5 separate regions of the Homo sapiens genome follow, and all the other regions are linked to region 1. Evidence: chromatin contacts called from ENCODE Hi-C or POLR2A ChIA-PET data. All regions are on one chromosome and are shown on one strand. The core of a region is the stretch at or near the end of the contact, and the rest is flanking DNA. Distances in the headings are between cores, read along the strand shown.

The links. A loop is a pair of places that touch in the nucleus more often than their neighbours do. ChIA-PET counts read pairs that join two places held with the same protein, here RNA polymerase II (POLR2A). Pooled maps may share reads with other maps.
Region 2: a loop to region 1 is called in a map of naive thymus-derived CD4-positive, alpha-beta T cell, with 7 times the contacts of the local background. The contact joins the promoter of SLC31A2 here to the promoter of ECPAS in region 1. A Hi-C loop is called at or near these places in 1 of 168 maps with a recorded cell type or tissue (naive thymus-derived CD4-positive, alpha-beta T cell), 1 of 37 single-sample maps with no recorded cell type and 12 of 50 pooled maps.
Region 3: a pooled map shows a loop between it and region 1 (4-fold over the local background). The contact joins the enhancer-like site here to the promoter of ECPAS in region 1. A Hi-C loop is called at or near these places in 1 of 37 single-sample maps with no recorded cell type and 7 of 50 pooled maps. POLR2A ChIA-PET finds 5 or more read pairs at or near these places in 1 of 52 experiments (AG04450).
Region 4: a loop to region 1 is called in a pooled map, with 18 times the contacts of the local background. The contact joins the promoter of ALAD here to the promoter of ECPAS in region 1. A Hi-C loop is called at or near these places in 3 of 168 maps with a recorded cell type or tissue (CD8-positive, alpha-beta T cell and naive thymus-derived CD4-positive, alpha-beta T cell), 1 of 37 single-sample maps with no recorded cell type and 13 of 50 pooled maps.
Region 5: a map of B cell shows a loop between it and region 1 (10-fold over the local background). The contact joins the promoter of CDC26 here to the promoter of ECPAS in region 1. A Hi-C loop is called at or near these places in 4 of 168 maps with a recorded cell type or tissue (B cell, CD4-positive, alpha-beta memory T cell, gastrocnemius medialis and 1 more), 1 of 37 single-sample maps with no recorded cell type and 12 of 50 pooled maps. POLR2A ChIA-PET finds 5 or more read pairs at or near these places in 1 of 52 experiments (T-cell).

What each region holds. Positions count from the first base shown.
Region 1 is chr9:111,482,944-111,485,643 of GRCh38, reverse strand. It overlaps ECPAS (Ecm29 proteasome adaptor and scaffold), which reads left to right and starts at 1,261. Exons shown (of 50, transcript NM_001364929.1): 1 at 1,261-1,528. RefSeq lists silencers at 1,162-1,701, 1,822-1,941, 2,212-2,631.
Region 2 is chr9:113,149,757-113,152,456 of GRCh38, reverse strand. It overlaps SLC31A2 (solute carrier family 31 member 2), which reads right to left and starts at 1,450. Exons shown (of 4, transcript NM_001860.3): 1 at 1,377-1,450. The coding sequence starts at 1,382.
Region 3 is chr9:110,142,808-110,145,507 of GRCh38, reverse strand. All of the region lies in intron 8 of PALM2AKAP2 (PALM2 and AKAP2 fusion), which reads right to left. Among named protein-coding and RNA genes, the nearest start is that of C9orf152, 64 kb to the left of the region's middle. Within about 2 kb of position 1,392, at least 7 of the 41 ENCODE cell types and tissues checked have a DNase peak (open chromatin) inside an H3K27ac peak, as active enhancers do.
Region 4 is chr9:113,399,838-113,402,537 of GRCh38, reverse strand. It overlaps ALAD (aminolevulinate dehydratase), which reads left to right and starts at 1,254. Exons shown (of 12, transcript NM_000031.6): 1 at 1,254-1,326. RefSeq lists silencers at 943-1,302, 1,453-1,502 and an enhancer at 1,518-2,098.
Region 5 is chr9:113,274,249-113,276,948 of GRCh38, reverse strand. CDC26 (cell division cycle 26) reads left to right here and starts at 1,377. Exons shown (of 4, transcript NM_139286.4): 1 at 1,377-1,567. PRPF4 (pre-mRNA splicing tri-snRNP complex factor PRPF4) reads right to left here and starts at 1,291. Exons shown (of 14, transcript NM_001244926.2): 1 at 1,179-1,291; 2 at 224-401. The coding sequence starts at 1,205. RefSeq lists enhancers at 1,304-1,643, 1,411-2,266.

The DNA of each region.
Region 1 (2,700 bases), core at 12-2,511:
AGTTACAAACAAAAAAGGGTGATGGTAGTGCAGTGTTTTGAATTAACATGGAACAATGTGTGTGAAGGAATAATTGATCCAGAACTTTATTGTAGAAACCTGTCCCCATCAAAGCCATACATGGGGCTGTATATATATGTCCAGAGAAAAGGTCTTCTGCACACTTAACTGTAACTGTTAGTCATAATTTCTCTGCAGAGTGGGATGGTGGGGCTAGGAGGAAGGACTTTCACTTTTAATTTTATGATACTCCAAATCATTTGCATTTTTTTTTTACAAAAATTATGTATAATTTTTCTTTTTTTTTTCTTTTTGAGACGGAGTCTCGCTCTGTCCCCCAGGCTGGAGTGCAGTGGTGCGATCTCGGCTCACTGCAAGCTCCGCCTCCCGGGTTCAAGCGATTCTCCTACCTCAGCCTCCCGAGTAGTTGGGATTACAGGCGCGCGCCTCCACGCCCAGCTAATTTTTGTATTTTTTAATTAGAGACAGGGTTTCACCATGTTGGCCAGGCTGGTCTCGAACTCCTGACCTCGTGATCCACCCGCCTAAGCCTCCGAAAGAGCTGGGATTACAGGCGTGAGCCACCGCGCCCGGCCCAAGATCATGTATAATTTCTATAACAAAAACAATAAAGGAAATAAAAATGTCTTCAGTGTTGTACCTTGTACTTGGCCTATGTTACAACAGGAATGACATATATTCCATTTTTAAGACATTACTTAGGGCTTTATAGATTTCTGCTTTAAGGAATAAATGCAATTTCAATCTATTTAAGACTTGATTTCTTCTTATATAAAAAAAGTATCTGATCTTGTATCTAATTTGTTATGACAGTACCATCACTTAAAGTACAGCAATTATGCAACCCCTGAATTTGAATTTCATTTTGCAAGTGTACATGACCTCACGGACAAAGCGAAGGCAGAAAGTTAAAATCAGCATATCGAAAATAAATCACTCTAGTTACCGAAAAGAACATAGGGTATCTGAACAAAATCTCAGAGCTCACATAGGCATAGATACTTCCATGTGAACTTTAGGAATCTTGCCTTATCTAACTTTTGCAGGGCTGAGTGGACCCCCTGCTCCCGCTAGCCGTTTTGGGAGCACCAGCCACCTCCACACCAGAACTGGGCTGTCGGGGGCCGCTGCGGCGCAGGGGCTCGTCCGGGACTGAGTCAGCGCCGGGGCCGAGAAGTTCGGCGGGAGGCGCAGGGCGGGGCTTCCTCCCGCCGACTCCGAGCCCGGCTCTACTTTTCTGAGTCCACGTCTCTTCCTTTGGACAGGCGTGTTTCCCCAGGTCGGGCCCAGCCAACGTGACAGCCGCAGACCTCGGAAAAGGGCGCTCCGGCCCCGCCTCGAGGATTTCCCCCGGCCGCTAGGGCAGCCCGGGCCCGCTCGGCCCAGCCCCTCACGGACTGCGGCGCGCGGCTCCCCGGGGCCCGGCCCGCCGAACGCCTCGCTCTACAGCCCTCACCTCGCGGCGCCGAGCGCAGCGTCCGCGGCATGGAGACCGGCTCCGACTCAGGTCAGAGGCCCGCCCCCGGGCCGCGGGGGACTGGCCCTGCGCGCGCGGCGGCGCGGTTAGGCCGGGCCGCCCGCACAGGCCGCCGCGTGTCGAGTCCGCGCGGGGAGCGCACGCGGGGCGGGCGGCGACAGGTGGGCAGGACGAGCCGCGAGCGAGCGAGGGCGGGCGGGCGCGCGAGGGGCCCGGCGGGGGGGCCGCTGGGAGGATGGCTCAGCTCTTTCTAAATATAAAACCGGCGTGAGTTGGGCGAGCGCGGCGCGGAGTCGCAGAGCCGCCGCGCGGGCCTGGCGCACGGGGATTCGGCCGCACAGACGGCGGCGGCGGCAGCGGCAGCGGCTCCGCAGAGGCGCGAGGCTGCGGGAGCGCCCGAGTCGCGAGCTCGCGGGGGCAGCGAAGGGCGACGCTCGCGACGCGGAGGACGCAGGCGGCGGCGGCGGGCGGGCCTCGGGGCACAGCGCGGTCCGCGCCGAGTGAACGGAGGCGGCTCGCGGCCCCTGCCGCACCGCGAGCCGCGAGCCCCCCGGCCGCGCCCTGCCCCCCCAGCCCCTCCCTCGTTCCCTCCCCGGCGCAACATGGCTGCGGCCGCCGCCTCCGCCTCCCAGGATGAGCTGAGTAAGTGCCGCGGCCGAACCTGCGGCCGCGAGCCGGAACGGGCGCCGCGCGGTGCCGGGGGCCGGCGGCCGCATGAGGGCTGGGGCGCCAGGCCCGGTGGGCGGGCGGCGGCCGCGGCGTACGGGGAGCTGGGGAGCCCGGGCCTGGCGGACGGGCGGGGCGCGGACCGTCGCCGCTGGCGTTTGTAGGCCTCAGGTTTGCACCGTCACGTTGCGAAATTGAAACCGGAGCCCCGGGCGGAGCCACCTCTGCCCGCGATCCGCCCTGGCCCGGGGTCGGGGGAGCCCAGCCCCCTGCCCACTGAGCCTCGGCTGGCGGGAGGGCCGGAGCCCCGGGGTGACGGGCAGTGTCCGCCCGTCCCGTCTGACCCCGCCTGGCCCCGGGTCCCCGACGGCTGGTTGAGTTATAGAAATGGAGCTTTCGGGAAGGGGGAGAAGGTGCCTTTTTGTGACACTCTAGTAATCAGCCGAAAGGTCACGAATAGGCGGTGACCCTCAGATGGAGCAGGGAGGGCGGAGAGGGTCGCCGGTCGAACCGCAGGAGAAACCACGGGGTGACAG
Region 2 (2,700 bases), core at 201-2,700, 1.7 Mb before region 1:
CCCACGGAGTCCGAAGCCCCAGAGGGACGAAGACTCACCTGTCACTCAACCCTTTCTACTTTTGCCTTTTTGCTAGAGGAAAAGATGGAAGTCAGCACACCCTGACTTGAGAGAAGCGATCTGGGCTACAGTTTTCAATTAAAGGGCTTTGTGGTCAGATAGGCAAGGGGCAGGGCCCCAATCTTGTTTTCCTACTTGGGATGAATCTTGGCCTCTGAAAGTTTAACTGATTTGTGCTTTTTTCAGGGTGGGGCTGTGGTGAAGGAGGGAGCAATCCCTGGAACTTGTTTTCTTCTATATTTCTTCATTTGGGGTTACTTACACTTTGAGAAAAGCTTCCTTATTTGTAAACAAGGGTTGGGAAGGAGATGAAGGTCCCAGTTGCTAGGCTGACTGGCTGGGGAACTTTTGCAAGTGCTTTCCATCTATTTCCCTTTTTAAAGGACGGCTGATCATTTCACTAAATGGCCTACATACACTTCCTATATCTTTTTTTTTTTGTTTTGTTTGTTTGAGGACGTCTTGTTCTGTTGCCCAGGCCGAAGGTCATGGCTCACTGCAGCCTGGAACTTCTGGGCTCAAGCAATCCTCCTCATCCTGCCTCAGCCTCCGAGTAGCTGGGATTACAGGCGCCTGCCACCACTTGTGGCTAATTTTTGTAGAGACGGGGTCTAGCTATGTTGCCCAGGCTGAGCTTCCTGTATCTTAAATTCTATGACATTCTTCATGGGATGAAGAAAATGATATGACTTCTTCAAAGACGAACGAGTCTTGCAAGCTGTCGTTCTCTCCAGCCCAGGTGAACCCTACCAAGAAAAACAGCTTGTCTGAAACGCTGTTTTCTGACTGAAAGTGTAGGGAAGCTGGAAAGTAGCTGGTTCTGTTTTATTCCCCGAAGAATCAGGCTACAAACTTGACAAGAGCAGGGCCGGGGATGTGCGCTCGGTGTGCGCGCGGGGCTGCGGGCTGAAATGCGCCGGGGGTTTCCCTTTCGTGGAAGCCTTCCTGGAATCTCCCAAGGCGCTGCTCTCCGCCCTGGGGCGCCGGCCAGAGGTCCGGGGCCGGGGGCCCCGGACCCAGCTGTCTTCAGCCACCGCGCCCCCACTCTCAAGCCGCGCCACCGCGGGCGCTCGGTAACTGCTCGCCTAGCCGGACTGCCTCCCAGCAGGAGGGACAAATAAAGAGGAAAACCACAGAGCCACCGCAACCTATACCTGCCGCGTCCCCCAACCCTGTTCCAGCTGTTGGCAATGCTGCCAACACACCCTTCACCAGCCCCGGGCCAGCGGCAGCGAGGATTCGGGGTGCCGAGATGGCAGCTCCAGGAGACCCCGCCCCAACCGCCCACCCTCTTCACCGTAGCGCCCGGCCCTTACCGCCATGGTGAGTGCGCAGGGCGGGCGCCAGGGCCGCGTCTGCTCGCTCGGGTCTCCTCGCTCCGAGTCAGTTCAACCGCCGCCGCCGCCGCCGCCGCGATAGCTACCCTGGCCGCACGGATCACGTGGTCCGGGCGAGGCGGCGCGCGGGCGCCTGGGAGTTGTGGTCCCCACACGCGCCCTACTTCGGCGTCCTCGGGCGCGCCCCCTGGCCGAGACCCAGGCGCCTCGCCCCAGGTTCCCAAGGGCTGAGGCTTGGCGTTCCCGGAGTCGCGAGCGAGAGGGACCACCTGCTGCCCTCTGTCTTCGCCCTTCCTGTTTTGCACTTGGCTTGTCTTGGCGATTATGAGAATGTTTATTGCTCATTGTAATAAACTACCCCAAGCGTAACATATATTGAGTTGAAATGGGCAAGTCCGTGCTATGGACGCAATAGCAACACATTTGGAGTAAATTAAGTCAATTATGCCCTAGATTTTTAGTGTAGTCATTACAAGATAATTACATTTTTCTTTTTAGAAAAATATTTTCCAATCTGATAAGCCAAAAGGAATACACCCGTGTAATTTTGTTTTTCTTTGATTACTAGGGTAGTAAACTATTTTTCTTACGGGTACTTCCATTTCTGTGTATTGCCTGTTCATTTCACTGATCCAGTTTTTTGATGGGGAGTTTCTTGTAGGGTGAGGGATTTTTAATGGTTATTGATTCTTAAGCATATTTAGGAACCCTTTGCTAATCAGCCTATGAGTAAAGAGGCTCTTCAGAGAAACCTTACTAAGGACAGTATTAGCAGAGACCTTGAGCCTGGAGCTAACCTCAGTTCACATCCATACGCATCAACTATTGGCTTTGGGACCGTAGGCAAATAGCTTACATCTCTGAACCTCAGTTTTCTGGTCAGTAAAATGAAAATAATAATAAAATCTATGTCATAGGGATTAAATGAAAACATACATGTTAAATTATCATGTAACCTGGCAGTGGGAGCTTGTTCAGTAAATGGTAGAATCCTCAGGGTCACACAGCTTTTTTTCTTTTCTTTGAAACAGAGTCTCGCTCTGTCGCCCAGGCTGTAGTGCAGTGGCGCGATCTTGGCTCACTGCAACCTCCATCTCCCGTGTTCAAGCAATTCTCCTGCCTCAGGCTCCCGAGTAGCTGGGACTACAGGCGCGCACCACCATGCCTGGTTAATTTTTGTATTGTTAGTAGAGACGGGGTTTCACCATATTGGTCAGGCTGGTCTTGAAATCCTGACCTCGTAATCTGCCCGCCTCGGCCTCCCAAAGTGCTGGGATGCTGGGATTACAGACGTGAGCCATCT
Region 3 (2,700 bases), core at 143-2,642, 1.3 Mb after region 1:
ACACTTATCCCTGCTCATCCTCAAATTTAAAAATTTCTTCCTTGCTTGAGTACCCAGTTCTTTCGAAGTTTTCAAGGAATGAACCTGTTTCTGGAGTAAATGGCAGAGCTTCTTCCTGGGAAATAACTTTCAAAAAGAACTCACAAGAGCAGCTAGGCTAGATGGCTGATGTGGACTAAGTTAGTCCCTTGGCTATCCGCTCAGATCTTTGGACAGCCCGAGTGCTTTTGCCTACTGTAATTTGGGGCATTGGAATTGAGTTCTGAAAGCAGAAAGGAATCATCCTGGGTCACTAGGGAAGCACTGTTTCATGGCCCCTGAGAGTCAAATTTATACACCCAGGCCACCGCAAAAGAAGGATTGCAGAGCCACAGTGGCTCCTAAAAGGAGGATCAAGAAGGACCCAGGAAAATGCAGGGGTTGGGCATAAGATTGGGAAAGGGTAGAGGGAACCTGAGCTACAGGTTGGAGAGAGAAGCTATTACTGTATACCTCATAGAGCAGGCTCAACAAATGGGAAGGAGAAGGTAGGGGAAAGAAGATGGATTTTGGAGACAAATGAGAGCCTGAGTTTGAAACCAGGCTCTCCCATTTTCAAGCTGAGTGACCTTGGGCAACTTAATCTCTCTGGGCTCTAGTAGTAATTCTTTGAAAAAGAATATTATTACAGGTCCACAACTCTTCATATATAATTCCCAAATCCAAAAAACTCTGAAAAGAAAGATTTTTCATAACTTATTTGGCAGCAAAACCTGACATGAGCTGACATGAAGGTCTCCTAGTCTTTACCCACTTAATGTAACTAATTCTTCTTCTCAAGTTTTAGAGTAGAAATTTAATTTGATCACAGGGTGTTGACCCAGAACCTGCCAGTTGTGTTAAATAATAGTATGTTCATTGTATTACTTTTCTAAATAATAGTATATACTTTATAAATTCTCTAAAATCAGAAAAAGTCTGAATCTAGAAATATATCCGGCCTCAAGAGTTGAGGTAATTTGTATCTTAGAGGGCTGTTGGGAGGATTCAGTGAGAAAATAAGAAATGACAAGTGTGAAATAACTAGTATTATATGCAGCTTTAAGGCCTTGATAAATTGTAACTACCATGATTAGACTTTTGTAACCAGAGAATGTTCTAGAAATATGGTGGTGGACAATAACCATCTGTGGACACTCCACAATAAGCTTTAGCTAGCTTCACACAGCCAGAAGGGCTCCTACAAGCTGCACAGTTGGTGCCTGCCTTGCAGGAAAGAGAGGCACTGTGTACTACTGATGGAGAGCTCTCTCATCATCAATCCTTCTGTCAGATGCTGACACAGGGACTTCCCCCATGGAGCAATGAGGGCACCTCAAATGAAACTGTGCCTCATGTGGCTCTAATTTAGCATGGCACACTCCACCAAGCTCTGCTTCATGAAGAATGTGTGGACAGTCGCAAACATATTTTTCCTAAGACTTTCCTTTGTGATATTTGCAGATAATGAAGGGGAAAGAACAGAGACCCAGTTAAGAATCTTTATAATAATGTAATGATCACCTCATGTCTAATCTTATCTAAACAGACAGCAGCAGAAGTCAACACTTCCTGTACAGCTTACAAAAGTAACATTTATAACTATCACATCTTTCCACAAATTAGAAGACATGAACAGATACCCCAAGTTATGGAACTTAATAGCAAACTACACCTTCTCTTTTGCCACTCTCCATAATGTAGGTCTCACGGGGTGAATGATCTGACTTGGTAAATAAATTCAACATCTGGCATGAAAACAGAAACTCTCAAAAAACCAAACAAATCATCACCTAACTGGGTTTCTCTGGCATACTTAGAACTTGGAAGTGAAACCAGGATATCTAATAATAGACACAGATACTAAAGTGAGAACTGTTGGCAACCCCAATATGAAAAGACATTTGAAAAGGTCTTGAACTGCAACTTCAATACAATGTTTGGATATCCCACCCCCTAATTCTTTCCTCAAGGGTGTTTTACAGCACTGTGTGAGTTACCCCTTCAAATCAGGCTCATGTACCTGCAAAGGTGCTTCCTTTATTCTCTCTCTCTCCTTTTTTTTTTTTTTTTTTTTTGGCACTTTGCTGCCCAGCCTGGAGTACAATGGTTCGATCACAGCTCACTGCAGCCTTGAACACCTGGGCTCAAGCAAACTTCTTGCCTCAGCTTCCCAAGTAGCTGGGACAACAGGCATGTGTCACCACACTCAGGTAATTTTTCTTTTTTTTTTTTTTTTTAAGAGATGGGGACTTGCTATGTTGCCCAGGCTTGTCTCAAACTTAAGCAATCCTCTTGCCTCCACCTCCAAAAGTGCTGGGATTACAGGCATGCACCACCACCCCTGGCCTTCTTCCTTTTAGTCTCTAATTCTAAGTGCCATCAGCAGAGGGCACACATGCACACACTATTGGGAGCATGGCCCCTCACATAACATACAGGGTGTTCACCAAGATGGCGCCTGCCTTCGGAAGTGCTCATAAGCAGGAAGAGCTCAATCCAAGCCTATGAAATGGATGCATTACAATAGGAAGACATTTAGTCCATCAACTCACAGTGAAGGCAGGACAGCTTGGGGTTGTGTTCAGATAATTACTCCTTTAAAAACTCTCACTGGCTTCTCACTGACCATAGGGTAAACTCTAAAGTCTACAACCCTTAACATGATTGATAGAGCTCTTG
Region 4 (2,700 bases), core at 5-2,504, 1.9 Mb before region 1:
GTCATATTTCCCTAGCCTTACGCCGCTAGGCCCCTTAAATTTAAAATATAAAGTATACAACAGGTTTGGGGTACAGATTTTGAGAAATTTAAAAAAAAATTTTTTTTTGAGACAGAGTCTCCCTCTGTCACCCAGGCTGGAATGCAGTGGCATGATCTCAGCCCATTACAACCTCCGCCTCCCGGGTTCAAGCGATTCTCCTGCCTCAGCCTCCCGAGTAGCTGGGATTACAGGAGCCCGCCACCACGCCCGGCTAATTTTTTGTATTTTTAGTAGAGACAGGGTTTCACCATGTTGGTCAGGCTGGTCTTGAACTCCTGACCTCAAGAGATCCGCCCGCCTTGGCCTCCCAAAGTGCTGGGATTACAGGCGTGAGCCACCGAACCGGGCTGAGAAATAAAATCTGAGAATAAGTGTAATGTAACCCACTAGTGTCCTCTACATTTGAAAGTCAACTTTTCAATAATCCCTGAAGAACCACCTGAAAGGCATTGCTTCGCTAGGGCGATGATGCCCGATCGCCATTTTACTCATCCAATCCTACTGGTTTACCCAGGCCCCATAAGCCTCACCAGATCCCTCTTGCCTCTGCACATCTCCAATCTCCATAAAGACCTTTGATCGGATCTATCATTGTACCTATCATAGGTCTGATGCCCCTATCAAGACTTGGAGTTTTCCTAAACGCCCATGTCTTTCACATCACATCTCTCAACTCATAGCATTGCCGTACCCTGAGAAATAAATGAAGCTGGTACAAATTTTCTCTGAAAACTTGGAAGCCTGGCGCTGAACTCAACAACTTTAGCTTAGTCCGCAAAAATGGACTTAGCTAATACTGTGTTAGGCATAATGGTGCTGTTTTAACGGCTTTGACATCCAATTATTCTTTCACCAAGCCATTAACCAGAGCCAAGTTTGCCCTAGGCTGGGCAAAGGAATGCTGTGAAGTGAAACCTGGGCTGTAACCGCCTCCGAGGCCGGCTCACACCCAGGGACCCTCCCAAGCGGTTCCTGCGCCCCCTCGTGGCCTCCCTCCTGCAGTTCGCTGCACAAGCGCAGGGCCCGGAGCGGGGACGGGCGGGCCCTCCAGGCCCTCGACACACCCAATTGGCCAGGCCTCGTTGCGTGTGGGCGGGGCCGCGGCTGGAGCGGAGGAGCCCCCCAGAAGACCGCCTTCAGGGGGCGTGGCCTGGACTGTGGAGGGGGCGGACCGTGGGGAAGCTGCTTCCGGGTGAGCCCCCCCCGCTCTTACGCGGTCTGTGGGAGACCGGAGCGGGAGACAGCGGTGACAGGAGCAGCGGCCGGGAGCCCTTAGGGAGGCAGGTGAGCGGGGGCTGGATGCGGGGAGATAGCGGGCCTGGAGGGCGGCTCCAGGGCGAGGCGGGGACTGTGGCACCAAGAGTCCTGCGTCCCCAGATTGTGCTGTGCGCCTGAAGCCCTGGCGGTGCAGCCGTGCACGGAGTCCCGTGGAGCGTTTGTTTGGGCTGGATTATCCCGCTGCAGCCGAGGTTGGGGGCCCGGGTTCGGGGCTCCGCACCTCTTCTCTGGGGTTCACCCTCTCGGATACCGCCTGGGCAGACTCCATCGATGCAGAACCCGAGGTGCGGGTGGTGGTTGGTGGGGGGGTAGGGAGGTGAAAACAATAACAGCCGTTTTGTACTAAGCGTTGCGTGCATTGACCATTCATTTATTTTATTTATTTATTTATTTTTGAGACGGAGTTTCGCTCTTGTTGCCCAGGCTGGAGTGCAATGGCGCGATCTCAGCTCACTGCAACCTCCGCCTCCCGGGTTCAAGCGATTCTCCTGCCTCAGCCTGCCAACTAGCTGGGATTACAGGCGTGTGCCACCACGCCTGCTAATTTTTGTATTTTTAGTAGAGATGGGGTTTCTCCCTGTTGGTCAGGCTAGTCTCGAACTCCCGAGCTCAGGTGATTCGCCCACCTCGGCCTCCCAAAGTGCTGGGATTACAGGCGTGAGCCACCACGCCCGGCCTGACCCATTCATTTCTTACAACAACCCATTGAGGTCGGTTCTAGTCCCCATTTACTAAACGAAGAAACTGAGGTCACACAACTAGAAAGCTACAGAACTAGGATTTGTACCCACATCTATCAGACTCCAGAGCCCACATACTTAACCATCCTGCTACCAACAGCAGCCAGGCCCAGAGTCTGGCTCACCCAAAGCTCTCCACAAGCCCAACCTGCTGGGAAACAGATTTGATATCTATCCTTAAAGTATGGAGGTGTCATGGTGGGCACTGAGGACTGGGCTGCTGGAGACCTTCCCCCAGATCTGCCGCTGACCCACTGCGTGATCCTGGGCCTGTGTCTACCCCTCTCTGAGCCCAGTTTCACCCTTGTTTCAGTGATACAATCAGCAAACTTTAAGAAGACTCTTAGCCAAGATATTCTAGGATTCTGGGAATGGCAGCTTCTCCTACGTCTAAATGGCTAACCCCAGAGGCGATCAGGCTCTTCAAAGCCCCAGGGCAAGGCTGGGGTCTCATTCTTCTCTTTAATCCCTGTGTCTAGCACTTCAGCAGGCCCATAGTAGATATTCAAGAAATGTGGGTTGGCTGAATAAACACTTCATCTCTTTTCAGAACTGCATGACAGCTGCTCTCCTGGGCCTTTGTGGGGCTTTGGATTTCTCAGTTCTGGCCACCTTCTATCTAGCTGGCTCTCCTGACTGC
Region 5 (2,700 bases), core at 128-2,627, 1.8 Mb before region 1:
CAGCTACTCGGGAGGCTGAAGCAGGAGAACTGCTTGAACCCGGGAGGCGGAGGTTGCAGTGAGCCAAGATCGCACCACTGCACTCCAGCCTGGCGACAGAGCGAGACTCTGTTTAAAAAAAAAAAAATTGTAATTTTTTGACATTATAAAACTGTGGTATTTAAGTTTAGAAAGGTATTCATTACACAAAGAGGTAAAGATGGGCTCACAATTTGCATCTTACCAGAGGTTATATTAATATTTCCAGCTTCGATCCCTGCTTTAAGTCCGTCTTTCCCCAAAATCCCAGACTCTCCTTTGGCCAGACGCTCCCTCTCCTTCTCTTCCAAACTTCCATAATAGATGTGTGGTTTCTTCACGACCGGAGCAACTAAGTCGTCGGGTGCTTTAGTTTTGGTTGCCTGCTAAATCAAAGATCTGCATTAAACTAAGGTTTAATCTTGGCAATTTACCGGACTTCACCAGAGGATGAAGCTCACCCTGAGTTTCACAGTCCTGTTTCCTCTGTAATTGAAAGGACAAATTGGACACTACTTAAGACGCTCTTCATTGATTTGAGGAGGTGAAGGTAGGGTGAGGGTGTTTCAGTCCCTCACTTTGGTTGATGGGATTAATAAAACTAGTGAGGTTCTCTCGGGTATTTTCCTATGAAAGGTTTGCTCTGAAATCTGTTTACTTCATTCCGTTGGAAGTGTTCAATCTCGTGTTTTATGCTTCCCGGATTACTGCTTATCACTGGGGAAATACTAAGGATAGATGAAATAACCAACGCGGTGCTAAAGGATAACAAGTTACAACATTACAAGTGTATACATTTCAAACGTTCCTAGACGTGAGGTAGTAGGAGTTAGTAGGTCTCATTAAAATTCTGAGATCTGCCAAAGGCATAAACCTTGGCCAAGACACTTCCCTATTTCAGAGCACCGTTACTGGATGAGTCGGAAGAGATGCTTGCCCTTTGGGGCTGTAGTGGGAGAGGTGCAAATAAGCTACAGTCCACGAAAGCGCTTAGGGATCAGGAAAACGGTGGTCCGCTGTGTAGGACACCGCTGAGTCCCGCAGCCTTCCTCCTCAGCCCTCCACCGCCTTCTCCCGCTCCTTAACGGCCCCTTCCCGCAGAGATCCCCTTCCCCCTTAGCGCTCCCTGCCAGAGTGAGCTGGGATCCCGGGCTCTGTACCGTGGAAGAGGCTCGCGAGGAAGCCATGCTGGGCTCTGGAGCCGCGAGGCCCCAGCGAAACCCGAACACTCCCTTTCAGACCGTCCACCGCGCGCCCAGCAGAGGGGAAGTGCGTCACTGACAGGAAGTGCGTCACTGACAAGACGTGGGCCAAGAGGGGTCACCGCCCCCGGAGCGGCGCGGAGCATGATGGAAGTCGTAGTAGGAAATGGCGTCGTGGCATTGAGGGGCATCCCTCCTAGAACCTCCAGGAAAAGCTCGCGGAAGACGAGGTTCTGCGGAGAGAGAGGCTCCAAGCAGTCTGGGAAGTGTAGTCCAGTTGGCTTAGCAGTAGTTTCGTTGGGGGGGAGCCGAGGTTCCGGGAAGGGGCTAGGCCGGCTTGAAAAGAGGTAGGTGAGTCGACTCGCGCGGCTCGGGGCTGAACTCTGGAGCGAGTCAAGGGCTTCCGGGGTCCGCTGTGCCCCCCGGGCGTACGGGGGCGTTTACGTCTTCTTGGAGCCGAGGACCATGTTACCATAGAAACCCTTGCCTGGGCTCCGAGGTACAGGCCTGGAGCTAGGGGACGAGGACTGTTCTCCTCCATGGTCCGGAAGTCTTCCCAGGCTCCCCCTCTGAGCTTGATGGCTCGGCGGTGGATTTGGGCTGCGGCGGGAGATTAAGCTAGAAGAGCCCGCTAGTGCCAAAGTCAAATAAAGACCCGGCGGAGGAGCTTCGGCCTGATTTTGTTGATTTGTCTTCAGCCTGGTCTTTGTATCAGATTGAGAGTAAGATGATGGATAGGAAGGTGTCAGGTAACTCTGTACGTCTCTCTGCCCTGCTGGATGCTGGGGCATTAGAGACGAACAGGATAAGGTTTTTATCCCCACATGGGCGGTGGGAGATCCTCAAAATATTGACGTTTCCCTAGCTGGCCAGATCCTCATGCAACCCCCTAGAACAATTACAGCAATAATAGATGTTATTTATTGAACATTTATTAAATGCCAAATAATATTCCAAGAGCTTACTCTGTATTACGTTATTGACTTCCTACAACAGCAGAGTAGGATACAGATGAGGGAACTAAGGTCTAGTGAGAAATGAAACGAATTGTTCAGGATCGGTGGTGTAGTGGGATTAAAACCTGTGCCCTTTAACCTCTACAGCCAGCACTTTTAACTGTTAATCTATACTGCTCCCTAGTGGCCAGTTTTTTGCAGTTTGCAGAAAAGGTAAAATGTATAGATTTTTTTTTCCCCCTTTTAGGTATCCCTATCCCTCTCTTTCCCTCTTTGGAACTTTGGCTTTCTCTACCATTTGTCTGCATTGGAATCTGGTAGAAGATAATGCCTGATTTAGTACAAAGGAATTTGAAATGTAATGTGCCAGTGTTTTGTGTTGATAATATCACCTGTAGTATCCTAAGCTTCATGGGAGAAGGAACTATTTCTTCCTTTGTATACTTCACAGTCCTTAGTTTCATCCTAGATACGTGTAATAATTTGTATCTGTACATACTTTCAAGGAGTTTTCACTTCCATCA